2 separate regions of the Homo sapiens genome follow, and region 1 is linked to region 2. A link is an interaction called in ENCODE POLR2A ChIA-PET data of the cell type or tissue named here. Cell type or tissue: Caco-2. All regions are shown on one strand. Links, peaks and the distances in the headings refer to the core of each region. The heading gives the core; the rest is flanking DNA.

Region 1 (7,674 bases), core at 1,847-4,346, 180 kb before region 2:
ATTAAGTAATAAAGTTAATCAAAGAAATAAACAGTCTATCGAGAATAGGGAAACAAGAGAAGTCGATATTAAACCTAGTATCACCCTAGGTGATATTCAGTGTTTTAATTTAGCTTCTGTAAATTCCTTTCATTATCATTTTAAAAACCTGTCTAGCAACGGCTTTTCCCATGGAGACACAGAATTTCATGTTGCCAAATGGAACTTTCTGATGAGCAAAAATAATCTGAGACAAAATTTCCTACTAAAATGCAAGTGATTTGTTGTGCTACCTCCTCATATGAGACAGCTGACAACACAGAGCAACAAGTTCCAGGTATAGGAACCTGAGTTCTAGTCCTCACCAGTTATTTCTAAATGACAGAGAGCCAGACCTCCTTCCCCAGAATGACCTAGAGTGCTTGTTAAAAATAAAGCTTCACATGGGGCCTGACTCTCAGGATGTGCTAGGTCCTGGCACACACAGATTCCTATGCACACTAAAATTTGAAATGCTGTGTGAAACGCCAGGCCTAGGCCCATCAAATGGGTGATGAGCATGCTAGGACATGGATCAAACTCCCTAGAATGCAGAGAATGCCTCTGATCCATCATAAAGAAAGTCTGCTTCTGACAAAGGACCCTCTTCAGTCTTAATGCACCTTAAGATGATAACAAGCATGGCTAAACGGCCTCTATGAAGACGTTTTAAATGGTTTTCCCGGCTGGGCATGGTGGCTCACACCTGTAACCCCAGAACTTTGGGAGGCCGAGGCAGGTGGATCACCTGAGGTCAGGAGTTCGAGACCAGCCTGATTAATATGATGAAACCCCGTCTCTACTAAAAATACAAAAATTAGCCAGTCATGGTAGTATGCGCCTGTAATCCCAGCTACTAGGGAGGCTGAGACAGGAGAATCGCTTGAACCTGGGAGGCCGAGGTTGTAGTGAGCCAAGATCGCGCCATTACACTCCAGCCTGGGCAACGAGAGTGAAACTCCATCTCAAAAAACAAACAAACAAAAAAAGGTTTTCACTATCCCTTTCCTGCCTGCGGCCAATTTCTGGCTATAGGAGGTGGTGATAGAACAAGAAAGTGAAGTGCTCCATCCTCAGTAAATGTGAGCAGAGGTACACACGGAGCACCCTCTGGGGTGGAATGTTCTAGACTTGCATTGCTCCCTCTGGTACCCACTGGCCACATAAAGTTATTGGGCACTTGAAATGTGGCTAGTCTGAACTGATACGTGCTACAAGTATAAAAAACAAACTGATGTTGAAGACTTAGTAAAAAAAAAAAGTGTAAATGATTTCATTATTTTAAAATTGATTGTGTGTTGAAGTAATATTGTTATGTATCTGTTTAAATATATTATTAAAATAGATTTCTTCTGTTTCTTTGTACTTTTTAAACATGACTACTAGAGAATCTTGAAGTACACATGTGGCGGCTTGTATTATATTTCTGACAGCAATCCTCTCGATTGAAAAGTAAGCAGGTGCTGCCTAGCAAAAAATATAATAGACAGTGGCCACTCCATTGCCATTTAACCTAGCCCAAACAGAAACATGGTTTGCTTTTGAAAAAGTCTCTGTCTGACTTGCACTGAAGTTGCTAAAAGATTCCCCTCCTTTTCTCTGCTGAAGTTTTCTGTGGTGAAATGAGAGATGCACTCTTATTTTTAGTTTTCAGTCTCTCAGTTCCTCAAGATTGGGGAACATGTTGCACTCTATGCACTCGTTGCATGGCTGCTCACCCACTATGCCTGTAAAATAAAGATCTGCCATACAGCAGAGACGAACCACAATGATCACCATCAGTGCACACTCTCTTCTATTGGTCCCACCAGATGGTTGCTCATCAGTATTTGTGGTTTTTCATTAGTGTTCACATTTGTAGACGAAGAATTATTGCTTGTTGATGAGAATTTATTACTAATGAGTAAATGCTGATCTACAGATGGTACTAGAATTCTGGTTAACACCGAACAATAGCGCTCAAGGCAGCTCAAGCACCAAAAGACACCTGTTTTGTAGAAAACTTGGGGAATAAGAATATATGTGTATATATATATGAATATGTATATATAACATTATTATATATAATATGTATTATATATATCTTATATATATCTTATATATATAATAATATATATGATATATCTATACATATATATACATATATGTACATATATATACATATATGTACATATATATATGTATATCTATTTGAGACAAGAGTTTCACTCTTGTTGCCCAAGCTGGAGTGCAATGGTGCAATCTTGGCTCACTGCAACCTCTGCCTCCCGGGTTCAAGCGATTCTCCTGCCTCAGCCTCCCAAGTAGCTGGGATTACAGGCAGGCACCACTGCACCCGGCTAATTTTTTGTATTTTTAATAGAAACGGGGTTTCACCATGTTAGCCAGGCTGGTCTCGAACTCCTGACCTCAGGTAATCCACGTGCCTCAGCCTTTTAAAATGCTGGGATTACAGGCATGAGCCACCACGCCAGCCAGAATATATTTAACTAGAAAAAAAGAAGCAATGAGATTAGAATTATAAATAGAATACACATTCAGTAATCATAGAGGGAAGAACTTGATCTAGGAAGGTAATAGCTGGACAGAAGGAATTTCAGATGTGAGTATGGATTTTAGAGCTAAGACGTATCTTCCAGACTGGGGAAAGCTAGAACCCACTGTGACTCTATGTGTTTAATTACATATTGAGCGCTTCTTATAAAATGATAAATAGCTTGCGCATGTACCCATACATCTGCAACATACCCCAGCACATATATGTGCACATGTGCAGTCACACACACACACAGAGGCAGAGTTCACCTGACACCACCCTCCGTTTATAGCTGGAGGCGTCACCATTCCCATAAGAACCCCTTATGGGAAATGTGAAGGTTTTCAAGTATGAATCTGAAAAAGTTTAGAGGATTGTAATGTTTAATCTTGAGACATTTGTTTTTCTGGGGCTGCTTGTACCAGTGAGCAATTATCAAAACAAGGATTAGCTAAAATCCAGCTTTTGCCAGTTCAGGAAAATCTGTGGGTCAAAGGGAGGAGTTTTTGAAAATCATAAACACATTTTGAGGGATTAAGCAATTCATTAACAATGTGCCTCTCTGTGGGACCTGCCCTGTTCCTCCCTATTCCAATATTCTTTGCTCCCAAACTCTTACTCTGTCTTGTGTGTGTGTTTTTTAAATTTCATAATATACTGCCAATTGGAGATAATCTGAATTATAAGATTCCTAAAAATAAAAATAATTCTGTGAATGTAGGGGCCATCAGTCCTTCACGTAATTGTGTACATCTGTTCAATAACACCTGAGATACTGTGCTGGAAAAATAAATGGATGGGCTGACTGCGAGGAGAAGGGAGCAAGTAATTTTTGGAATTTGTAGCACTTTAGGAATTCAGACAGACCTGCAAGGTGCCATGGTGGAGAATGCAGAGTGCCAGGAGGGAATGAGGGCCTTGTGAGAAGGCATACCAGCTACTGAGAGCAAGCCATAAAGGGAGGTGAGAGGAATGTTGAGGACAAACTCCAACTGGTTCCAGTTTTCCTAGGGCACCATCCATTGGCTTAGAAGAAGGATAATATATGCTGTTTCCTCCCTCACGCCTCTCATTCCTGCAAGGACTTCTCCCTTCCCCAACCATTCAGACCTCAGGCAAACAAGATCAATGCTATGACTCAACTCTTTTCTAGGATGCATTTGCTTTTGTTGTCTAGCCTGGAAACTTGATCACTGATCTTTTTTTTTTTTTTTTAAGAAAAAAGAGATATTCCCTAATGCAAGTGGGGGAAATGGGGACAAAACAGACTTTTAGGACAAAATAATTCTTAAGATGTAAACAACCCATCTATAGTCATGTATCGTTTAACGACAAGATATGTCCTGAGAAATACATCATTAGGCGATTTCATTGTGTGAACATCATGGAGTGTACTTATAAAAACCTAGATGATTTCGCCCACTACACACCTAGGCTATATGGTATAGCCTGTTGCTTCTAGGCATTGGGAGCACGTGACTCTGCTGTGCAGCATGTTATGGTACTGAATACCACAGGCAATTGTAATACAACAGTATGTGTGTATCTAAACACATCTAAACAGAGAAGGTACAGTATTATAATCTTATGGGATGGTATTATAATCTTATGTGATCACCATATATGGACCGTCATATAAAGTATGGTATTTGAATCTTATGGGACCATCATATAGGTGGTCTATCATTATGTGGCACATGGCTGTATATAATTTGCATCCTCTTAATTGCCTCAGACTTCTAATACAGTAGTGTTTATAACTCTTGACATAATTAACCTATGATCCCAGCATAAAGATAGTCCTTTATATAAAAACATTTCATTTCATAAAAAATTCTCTACATTGTCTTTTTAAGATTATTTTCATCATTATTTTGCAGATTCATGAAAATGTTTTTATGGATAGTATGTGGGGTCCTGTGTGGTCAGGCAGCCTCAGTGCTAGTGCAGCCATCTGGGAATTTTCTCTGTGTTCCATCTGATACCTACAGCAGTCCCAGGCTGACTTCCTTTTCTTCCTCGTTCAAAACCACTACCCACTGTGAAACCTATCACCAAATGCCTCTTTCCTGTTTGAGGGAAAATGCTCAGCTCTTGAACCCACTAAGGAACTGGGCTCTTCTCAGCTCATGATACAATATCACCCTTACTTCTGCCCAAGTTGAGTACAGTGACACATGCTTAGCATCTCCATTTCTAGAACCCAACAGCAAAATGAAATCACAAGGGAAAAATGCAGAGCATTGCATAGCAGTTATTCTCTTCTATTACAAATGTAACAAGCCTGCACCTGTACCCCCTGCATCCAAAATAAAAGTTGAAATTATTTAAATAACAACAAAAAAACAAATACAAGGAGATGGGGATGCCAGTAAGCATTTAACAACTGGATCTGTGAGGGAAGCCCTAATTTGTAGCATCTGCAGATTTCTTTGTTGGAAATACTCCCATTACGACTGATGTCTTGCTACCAGTGTGACATCACTGAATGTGAGGTTGGGGAGAGATGTACAGTAACACATCATGACAGTACTTCCAGCACTCAGATTCAGAGGGACCACAAGAGCACAAATAATAGTAAAATGAGTAACAATTAACAAGTGATGACCTTAGAGTATTTATTACCTTTGTTTTCAATATAATATAATTATGTTTATACAATTTAATTTTTAATATCAGCTGTGTTTAACAATTGGCTCACAAAATTTCCCAAATTTGACAATGGGTTTTGTGAGGCAGGGCTGTGGGTTCCCAGCATACCACCGATGTGCATCTACCTTGAGCAGGGAACTCTTCACCTGAACGTTAAGTAGGGATGTGCCTTGTGACAAGGCTTTCTGAAATGATGGCTGTAAGGATCTGCCACAAGTGAATTGGGACACAATCAAACACTTAAAATCCTATGTTCATCTCTGATACGTCTGGGTTTTTGTTAGAGATTCCCATCCTAGCATTGACCTTACTCAAAGCTGCTCAACTTGCAAATTCTAGCGTGCTTGTAGCCAGAGGTAGTGTAGCTTCAAGCATAGTTAACTTACATGCCTAAGTCAAGAGGGAGTTGACCCTGTTATTCAGAATCACTGTTACACGTGTGTGAAAAGTAATGGGGTTATATTTTGCTTGCGTTAACTATGTTTAGATTTAAATGAGTATAATTTTCTAAAACAATAACATAAATCCCAGAGAAGAAAACCTGTCACTCGCAAGAAAGCAAAGCCAGAAAGAAGCATTCCAATATCTCCCTTTCCCCTTTAACTGGGTGGTTAGTCTTCTGACAACCCAAAATATTATTTTAGGAGCTTGAGACACAGGGAGAGGGCACAGACAACCCGAGAGAAAAGGTTACAATCACAGTTTGGTGAAGAGAAAATACTCTCAAAGATAATATGCCATGACATATTGTACTGAAGTGTGGCTTTCCATGAGAAATTCCACATCACAAGGTTCTCATGTAATACAGGACTAAAGTCATCCCTAATCTTAAAATCCAATGTCTAAGTGCTAGCACAACCTGCTGTGAAAGAAGCCTCTTAAATAAATCCTACACGCTGTAATATTTCTGCCACGAAACAGAACACGTGTGCCAGGATAACTCCCGGCAAAGAAAGTTACAGAAACCAAAAGAGTAAACAGAATTCTTTCTGTCCACTCAGCCCATCTTTTACTTGTAGACAAGGTTTTGCCACACATGGACTGCCCATTTTAGGGTTAAAGAGCCCATGCAGAGATTTGACCTTTAAAGAGAAAAAGAAAATGAAAATTGTATGACACCCTCAATAGGGGATATTTTGAAAGCTAACTTGGGATGGTTTGTCTAAAATGTATGACCAGGGAATTTTTACCAATGGAAGGTCGGCAGAGTCTTCATCTGAGAATTCCTGATCAAGAGTGACAGGGCTGGATACCTAGAGGCAAGACCTCAGCCTTCACACCCCAAAACAGCACCATGGCTTCCACATAACTCAGGAAACACCCTCTGTTTTTTATTTCCATTATTTTTGAAAAGTTTCAGGTTGCTATATTCAGTTTTTTGATCCTATCTATATTTCCTAATCAGATGTTCAACAGCTTTAACATCTATGTGACTATGACATGCAAAACACTGGTGCTGAGACCTAGAAAGTCAGTTTTCCCTTATTTGTGTTTACTGAGTATTATGGGTTGAATTGTATTCCCCCACACTCAATTCATATGTTGACTCATATGCTGAAGTCTTAATCCCCAGGATCTTAGAGTGTGACTTTATTTGGAAAAAGGGTCTTTGCAGAGGCAGTCAAATTAAAGTGAGGTCATTAGGGTGGGTCTTTTGCTGTTTTTTTGATTTGGTTTGGTTTGGTTTGGTTTTTTCTTGAGACGGGGTTTACTGCATCACCCAGGCTGGAGTGCAGTGGCATGATCTCAGCTCCCTGCAGCCTCAACCTCCCAGGCTCAAGTGATCCTCCCACCTCCGTCTCCCAAATAGCTGGGACCACAAGCATGACCACCAAACGTGACTAATTTTTGTATTTTTTGTAGAGACGGGGTCTTGCTATGTTGCCCAGGCTAGTCTTGAACTTCTGAACTCAAGCAATTCTCCCGCCTCGGCCTCCCAAAGCACTGGGACTACAGGCATGGACCACTGCCCCTGGCCAGGGTGGGTCTTAATCCAATATGACTGGTATCTTTATAAAAAGGGTAAATTTGGTCACAGAGATAGACATGCATAGAAGGAGGATAATAGAAAGTAGATGGCCATCTACAAGCCAAGGAGAGAGGCCTGGAACACATCCTTCCCCTACAGCCCTCAGAAGGAACCAACCCTACAGACAGGGCTTGATTTTGGACTTGTAGCCCCCAGAACTGTGAGACAATACATTTCTGTGGTACTTTGTTACAGCAGCCCTAGCAAACCAATACACCTAACATATGCTATAGAGCCACATTGTTCTTCCACGTCACAGTGGATGGCGAGCCCTGGGGCCACATCTCCTTCCTTGAGCTGTTTGCAGACGGTTCCAGAGATAGCAGACAACTTTTGTATTCTGACTATTATGGGTTGAACTGTATTCCCCCACACCCAATTCATATGTTGATTCATATGCTGGAGTCCTAACCCCCTAGATCTTTGACCACTGGAGAGA
Region 2 (7,674 bases), core at 2,756-5,255:
TTTAGTCAAATGAGGTATTATTTGGATCGCAAACAAATGAAGCTCAGGCATGGTTTTAAACCTTTCTATAGCAAGAAAGATGTGTATGGTTAATGCAATTAATTGAAATGTCTGTCAATAGCAAAGCATTTCTTTTAAAAAGTGAAAAAAATAGGCTCACTCTTCCTTGTGATGGCGGCTGGCATTTTGCTCACTCCTTGTACCCCTTAGGTAAGAAGTCTCTCAATAGCAAAGCATTTCTTTTAAAAAATGAAAAAAATAGCCTCACTCTTTCTTGTGATGGTGGCTGGCATTTTGCTCACTCCTTGTACCCCTTAGGTAAGAATCACATGGGCAGATGACAGGTAGGTTCTGTGAAGAGCAAAATTGAAATGGAGGCTGGGTGCAGTGGCTCACACCTGTAATCCCAGCACTTTGGGAGGCCGAGGCCGGAAGATCATGAGGTCAGGAGATGGAGACCATCCTGGCTAACGTGGTGAAACCTCGTCTCTACTACAAATAGAAAAAGTTATCCAGGCGTGGTGTCATGCGCTTGTAGTCCCAGCTACTCAGGAGGCTGGAGCAGGAGAATCGCTTGAACCCAGAAGGCAGAGGTTGCAGTGAGCCCAGATCGCACCACTGTACTCCAGCCTGGGTGACAGAGCGAGACTCCATCTCAAAAGAGAAAAAAAAAAATGAAATGGAAGGATGCAGCTGAACATATGAAAAATAAGTGGCCAAAATTGTTGGCCACTGTTTTGCTTTGGTGGGCAATTGTTTTCTAACTATTGAGAGACTGTGAGAAAAATAAGGATTTAAGGATTGCATTGTTTCTATGAAATGCAAGGGTAAAGAAAATTGTTTGAAAACTCTGATTCATTTTGGTTAGAGGTGAGTTGGAATACTGGGGTTTAGCATTGTGAATTAGCAAACTGCCTAAATTATGGAAATGTTTTTTAAAGGAATGTATTTTTACCCTCCTAATTCTAACTTCAACAGATAAGTAGTTCTTGATCCTGGTTGCTTGATAAAATCAACAGGGAGTTTTAAAGAATGCCCATGCCTGACTCCACCTCATTCCAATTAAATGAATCTCTGGGGTTAGCCCAGGCATCTGGAGTCCAGGTGATTGTAATGCGTAGCAGTCAGTGACAATGGGATCAGACCAACACAGTGTTGCCTAATAGATACTGTTATCCTACTTGCTGGCCTTTTCCATCCAGGTCAGTCAGAGTTCAGCCCTGTCACCACCAGAGAGGGAGCTGGCACAACCAACTGTTTTAACTACTAAGAGTTATGCAGTTAGGAGCTGAAGTGTTGCTAAATTAGGAAGTGGATTCAGGGCTGCTAGGATATCACATGGTGGCAGTTATGGCCCACTTCCAGGTTCAGCCCAGAGAAAGGGGGCTTTCTAACTTTCTGACCACCCTTTGGGTGAAACCTTATTAAAAACTATCAGTAGGCCAGACACGGTGGCTCACACCTATAATCCCAGCACTTTGGGAGGCCGAGGCGGGTGGATCACCTGAGGTCAGGAGTTGGGGACCATCCTGACCAACATGGTGAAACCCTGTCTCTACTGAAAACATGAAAATTAGCCGGGCATGGTGGCTGGCGCCTGTAATCCCAGCTACTCGGGAGGCTGAGGCAGGATAATCACTTGAACCCAGGAGGCGGAGGTTGCAGTGAGCTGAGATTGCACCACTGCACTCCAGCCTGGGCAACAGACCCCATCTCAAAAAAAAAAAAAAAAGTATCAATAATTGTCATCAGTGAGTTGCTGCTCTGTACTTTAGACTTAAGAATAGCTGCCCTTTTCGGTGGAATAAACATCCCTCACTCTCCACCCCACCCCACTCCACTCCACCCAAGCCTACTAGTTATAAACCTGCAGGGCACACCCCATTTTAGGGTGGATCCACTGGGAAGGTAAACTTGAGCTTGTCTCCACTGGCAGTGGTTCAGATTCACTTAGATCACCCATCACATTACCCAGATTTTGAAAGATGCTCATTATGGGCCACAAATGTAATTCTTATCCTCTTTTTAGAAATTGTGTGCTTTTTGACATATATCTATGCAATCCCCATGGAGGCTCTCCCATTATTCCTGTCTCTTGAGAATCCCTGCCTTACATGATCCTCCAAATTTTGAAGTTAATGCAGGTAATATAGCATTATTGTGGGTTCTACCATTTGAGCATATAAATCATATGCAGATATTAACTATTCATATATTTATGTAGTTTAAATGAAAATAATTTGAATGTTTAATACTCTTCCCTTCTTCAATTGTAGAAACATTACCCTTTTGCACTATCTCATCACTATTGTGGAAAATAAGTACCCCAGTGTTCTCAATCTAAATGAAGAATTGCGAGATATTCCTCAAGCTGCGAAAGTAAAGTAAGTACTTACAGTGAGTGTTAGTTTCTTAAATCACTTGGATTGTGTGTTAGCCATTGAGGTAGTTTGCACTGCATGAAGTCAGTCCTTCTATTTGTTTTCCCCTGATCATTGTATGAAATAAAGTTTGAATCTCATCCAAGTCACTCAAATGTATTACAAGGTTTTGAATATATGTTTGTTCTAGCTTCTTTGGAATACTGCATGCAATTTTTAACTTTCATACTTTTAAAGGGCAGGTGTTTTAAATACAGGTAGGAGCACCTTAGTTAAATAAAGATGCATGGCTAAGCAAATAGAAGACCTAAGTGTCAGAACATTGCAATAATTTTCACATATGCACACATACTCCCAGAAACCAAGGCGGCTCTTTAATGGGAAGCATTCTTTATGCAAATGAAGAAACTAAAAATAAAATGGAAAGTTGCCAAACTTTTACCACAAACTTCACACCACGTTTCAGAGACTGAGAAGCAGGCAATTTTCCTTGCTGTTTTTCCCTCCCTCTTTTGGCTCTTTTTTTAAAACATAAACTGCATCTTTTTGCAGTGAATTTGAAAAGTATAATGAGCAGGCTCATTTTTTCCCTCTGTTCATGGAATCTGGTGGAAATATACTAAATAAGGCATGAAATTAAATGAAGTATTGGTGAGTTTCTTTATATGTTGTAAATTATCTGGGAGAATTAAGTTTCAATCTCTAATGTTTAAAAGCCATGAAATAGAAAGTGTTGTGTATGGGAGAAGCCCAAGAACCTTTCTCTATTAAAAAAAAGATGAAAATAAAAACTAGTTAATACAACTTTAAGAAAAATCATTTTTGATTGCAACTTAAGCCATTACCTTGTAATAGTCATATTATTGGGGCCTTAGTGAAAAGCAGAACACTGATTATACAGAGTACAATGTGAACATGATTGCAGATGAACTTGTTTTCTTTCTGTTTTCAAAGGGAGCCAAGTATGGCAAGAGATTTATTTCTACATGAAGTAATTTGCTGAAGTGAGATTTTTTTGAGTTTGAAACATAAAATATTTTTGTACAGATGGAAGATATTTCTATTCTATTTTTAACCTGTAAAATATACCTGCTGGCTACAGAAAACAAACATAATTTTATACCTACATTTCATGAGTTTAAAATACTGTTGTCTTTCTTTGAGATCTGAGCATGGAAGGGAATTTTAAACATTTAAATTAAAATAGGATGGACTTCCAAGCGTGAAATATTTAAACCCATCTTATATTTAATATGTGTAAGTCACATGTTGATTGCTAAAACATTGCTATTTACAACAGCATGACTGAGCTGGACAAAGAAATAAGTACCTTGAGAAGTGGCTTGAAAGCAGTAGAGACAGTGAGTATTTTTTTGTTGTTGTTCTAATTCCTGGTCTCTTCACTATCTCTAGTGCTGGTGGTTTTCAGCAGATGGGTTGTGTTGGCATGTGGTATGCCCGGGATAAACATTTATTGATTAAAAAATAAGAACCACCACCACAAGAAGCAAAGGCAGGTTATGTTCAGCCTGGCAACTTGATTGCAGGCAGCAGGGGTCGTGGATAAGTCACTGCAGCAGGAACTGGAAACTGGACCTAGTGTGCCACCAATTTATCTGTAAGGCAGGATTCATCAGGATGAGTGGGCTGGGCTAGATGATCTTCAGGGACGCTCTCAGTTTCCAAGTGCTGCTAATATATGGTGTTCACTTTCGGTAGAGCAGTAGAACTTCTCTGTAGAACTTCTCAGTTGTTTTTGACTTGGTCCTTTGGGGAGTATTTACTAAGCAGACAGTGTAGTACATGCTCTAGCTGAGGGTCACGATGACTCAGAATCCTTGTCCTCCAGGTGTTGCAATAATCGGAGCAGCCACTTCCCTCAGCCTGGCCGCATCCAGATAAGCAGAGTGATTACGGAGGTGCCTTAAGGAAGCAGCGGGTTGAGGGTGCTTTGGAGGCATGAGGAACAATTGGCCCCTATTGGAGGAAGCTTCTCTTTTGGAAAAGAAGTTGTTTGAGCTATGGCTTAAGAGGGTAGGGTAAACTTAGGTGCATAGAGGGAGGTTATCCCAGGCATACAAGACAACCTGGGCCCAGGCCTCTGAGGAAGGAAAACCAGTCAGGCTGGCAGACTGGACCTGGTAGGATGAAACGTGCCTGTTGGCACAGTGCCCTGCGGGTACTCTGCAGATGCAGCTGCCAGCGAGAGAGGGGGCAGGGATGAGAACAGGCTGGCAGAGTAGCGTCCCTGGTGTCTGTGCTCAAAGCAGCCATAGCTTGGGCCTGCTCTGGGTGAAGGAGACGGATTTGCAGGCAGCTTGGAAAGGTGCCTCTCATAAGTATCCTTCAGATCATTTATCAGTAATGCTGTGAGGACTCTCCCTTCTTTTCGTTTTTGAATCACAAAACTGCCATAGAAAGTAGTTGAATTAATTAAAGACATACCTCTAATAAAAATTAAAGTCACAATGTCTAATTTTTTTTTCAATAAATTAAGGAGCATGTGAGGTTTTTTTCCTTTTTTTTTTTTTTTAATGTAGGGAGTAGGGGGCAGTATTAAAAAAAAAATTCTACTGATTGAACTTTTTCTCCCAGCCCCAGAGGGTCCATGGTCATTATGATGGCCCTAAAGCCTGGCTCTGACCCCTGCTTCTGAGCCAGGTCAGAGCAAGGCCTGGGGTGGAGGCTTCTGGGGAAATTTTGTGTTGTTGCTTTATTAAAGGATAGTTTTGCTGAAATCACTCTATCCCTTGGGTCATATACACTGCATCACACTTTTTATAGGAGAGGGGCTATAGAAGCCTCCCCTACCCTTGGAGGTGACGTAGTATTGTAAGAAAATAGTGGGGGCAGAGCTTCGCCTGGCCAAATATATATGTGTTCTAATTGTGCTTTACACAAATTAATTATATTGTTTGAAGGTATCAAAGATGAATATTTATGAAATTATACATTAATGAAACACTTTCAAATGCCTTTCCCGTCCCCACACTGAACACAGATACACTCACTTTCCAAGCTAAAGTACTGGAATCATGGCAATTTCTTCCAATCAGTGCCAGCTCCATAATTGATGAGTTTTCACTTCCGTTATTTCATTTGAGTGTAGTGATGATGTGGATGTTGCCCTCTTACAAAAAAAAAAAAAAAAATCAATAAACTGAGGCCCAGAGCAACATGCCATGGTTAAGAACCAAATCAGTGGTAGAGCTGAGTCAGAACTGATAAACTGTGATGACTACGCTCCTGCTTGTGAAGATCTCTGCCAATGCAAGAAAATAAGGGAGAATCCAGTTTAAGTCAATTGGTATACAACATAGTTATTACCAAGACTCTGGAGTCAGGCAGGCCTGAGTTCAAATTCTGGCTCTGTCACTGGTCAGCACTACTTCAGGGCAAGTAATATAGCCCTCCAAACCTTAATTTATATGTTTGTATAATGGGAATAGTGATCCCTCACTCATAGGGATGTTGTGAACTTTAAATAAGAATGTGCATCTGGCAATGATTAAATTAACCATTAACATTAGATTTGAATCATCTGCGTTCATTGCTGTGATAATGGAAATATGGATAATTAACAAGAGACTAATTCCCCTACAGGCCTGTTCACAAAAACCAATATGGTATGGACAAGAGAAAAATGGTACATTATGGTGCCAAATGCTACAGCCAAAATTCTACTACCCATATCCCACAGTTTAAGAAGTAAATAGACTTGGCTGAGAGGGAAAGAAAAAAATCAAGGCACCACAATTCTAAGCATGGAATATTGACAAGCAGAGTCTCTTGTTTTCACTCACAAACCCTTAAAATTCAGTTTGCCCCCATTATTTGTTTAACTTCTATTAATTTTATCCAAATGCAAATCTGCTTGCTTTCTAAAGCCTGAAAGAGAAATCACATAGATCAAGTACTTAGATTGTTGGTAAATTGCTATTTGCAAATATGCGTGTGCACATGGGCATGGCTTTGGCATGGTGGGAGGAAGGGCAGGGGCACTAGAGTATAACAAAATGTTTTAGAACAAGTTTTGATGTGTTTGCCATTCTGATTTATTAAATTTAAGGCATGTGAAATATGAGACGAGGTGTGTCTCATGTCTGTATTTGAAGCCTGCATTGACATTATTCATTTCCTGTGTTTAAGGAGCTGGAATATCAGAAGTCTCAGCCCCCACAGCCCGGAGATAAGTTTGTGTCTGTTGTCAGCCAGTTCATCACAGTAGCCAGCTTCAGCTTCTCTGATGTTGAAGACCTTCTAGCAGAAGCTAAAGACCTGGTAAGTTTCCCCCTTGTGCACTGAGTGTTGTTTGACCGGGCTGGGCTTCAGTGTGATACTTTCAGTTATTATTCTGTACGGGAAATAGCAGGAGTGAGATCCAAACTTCGTGGTGCAGGAAATAAAGTAGTAGATAATTACTTTCCAGATTCCATTGTTTTGCATGACATAGGTGTATTTTCATTTCCAAGACTGTGATTAATCTGAACACACCCTTTTTGTCTGACTGGCCTATGTTGCCTTTAGGTTAGCAAGACCTTGAAGGCTCTGAATGGTATAAGACCAGCAAATACTTTGACAGTTTTCTCTTGGTTGAAACTGGCTTGAAGTACTTATCTCTGGGAACCAGAAAAGAGTAGATGATGAAAACCAGGGGCAGCATCAAATGTGCAATCAGGTGTTACTAAAGCCATGTGCCTAAATTACCTCTATGTTGTAATATGCTCATCTGAGATACAGCCTTGGAGGACAGGATACTACCTGTATAAATCTCCAGCAGAACTCGCTAAAAGAGATGCATTTTAATTCACAGTCTCATTACAAGAGGTTTTTTTTTTTTTCAGTAAGACATTTATTTTTATGATTTCTGCTATTTCACATTTTGTGTTCCCTTGGAAGAGAAATTTTTGTTGGTTAATAACCACCACCTCTTAGCTCCCTCAGCTTCACCTCACTCCTCTCTATCTCAGGTTGTTTCCTCTTCCAAAATGCATTCACATTCATATACAAGACAGGTACACAGTCTCTCATTTTCTATCCTCTTCTCATTCTTTATAAATGATATTAACACTCTTCCCCACCCCATTGGTTCTTTTACTCTACCCATCTCTCAGTTGCCACAACACTCTGAGTCTTTTGTTTCGAAACTTCTGTAAATGGATGTTATTTTTCTCTGGTCACCTGTTTGGTTGTAGATATGGATGATTGTTTATGTAAATGTACACACATACCAGTTAAAGTTCAAAAGTAGGCTGTTCACATGCATTAGCTAATCTCAGCATTAAACCTTCTT

What was found. Peaks named below come from ENCODE experiments on the same cell type or tissue, not always from the same donor. Only the 100,000 strongest peaks of a DNase experiment are listed, where the experiment ranks them.
Region 1: POLR2A ChIA-PET joins it to region 2 with 10 read pairs; 6 of 35 experiments call an interaction of 5 or more read pairs at or near these places.

What each region holds. Positions count from the first base shown.
Region 1 is chr14:59,173,915-59,181,588 of GRCh38, forward strand. The region is part of intron 1 of LOC107984642 (a long non-coding RNA gene); the gene reads left to right. It also overlaps the pseudogene PPIAP5. Among named protein-coding and RNA genes, the nearest start is that of DAAM1, 11 kb to the right of the region's middle. In Caco-2, for the core only: no CTCF peak of the experiment used is centred there; no DNase peak of the experiment used is centred there.
Region 2 is chr14:59,357,121-59,364,794 of GRCh38, forward strand. DAAM1 (dishevelled associated activator of morphogenesis 1) reads left to right here. Exons shown (of 25, transcript NM_001270520.2): 21 at 2,277-2,384; 22 at 3,682-3,742; 23 at 6,531-6,662. Among named protein-coding and RNA genes, the nearest start is that of GPR135, 100 kb to the right of the region's middle. In Caco-2, for the core only: no CTCF peak of the experiment used is centred there; a DNase peak (open chromatin) is centred at 4,251.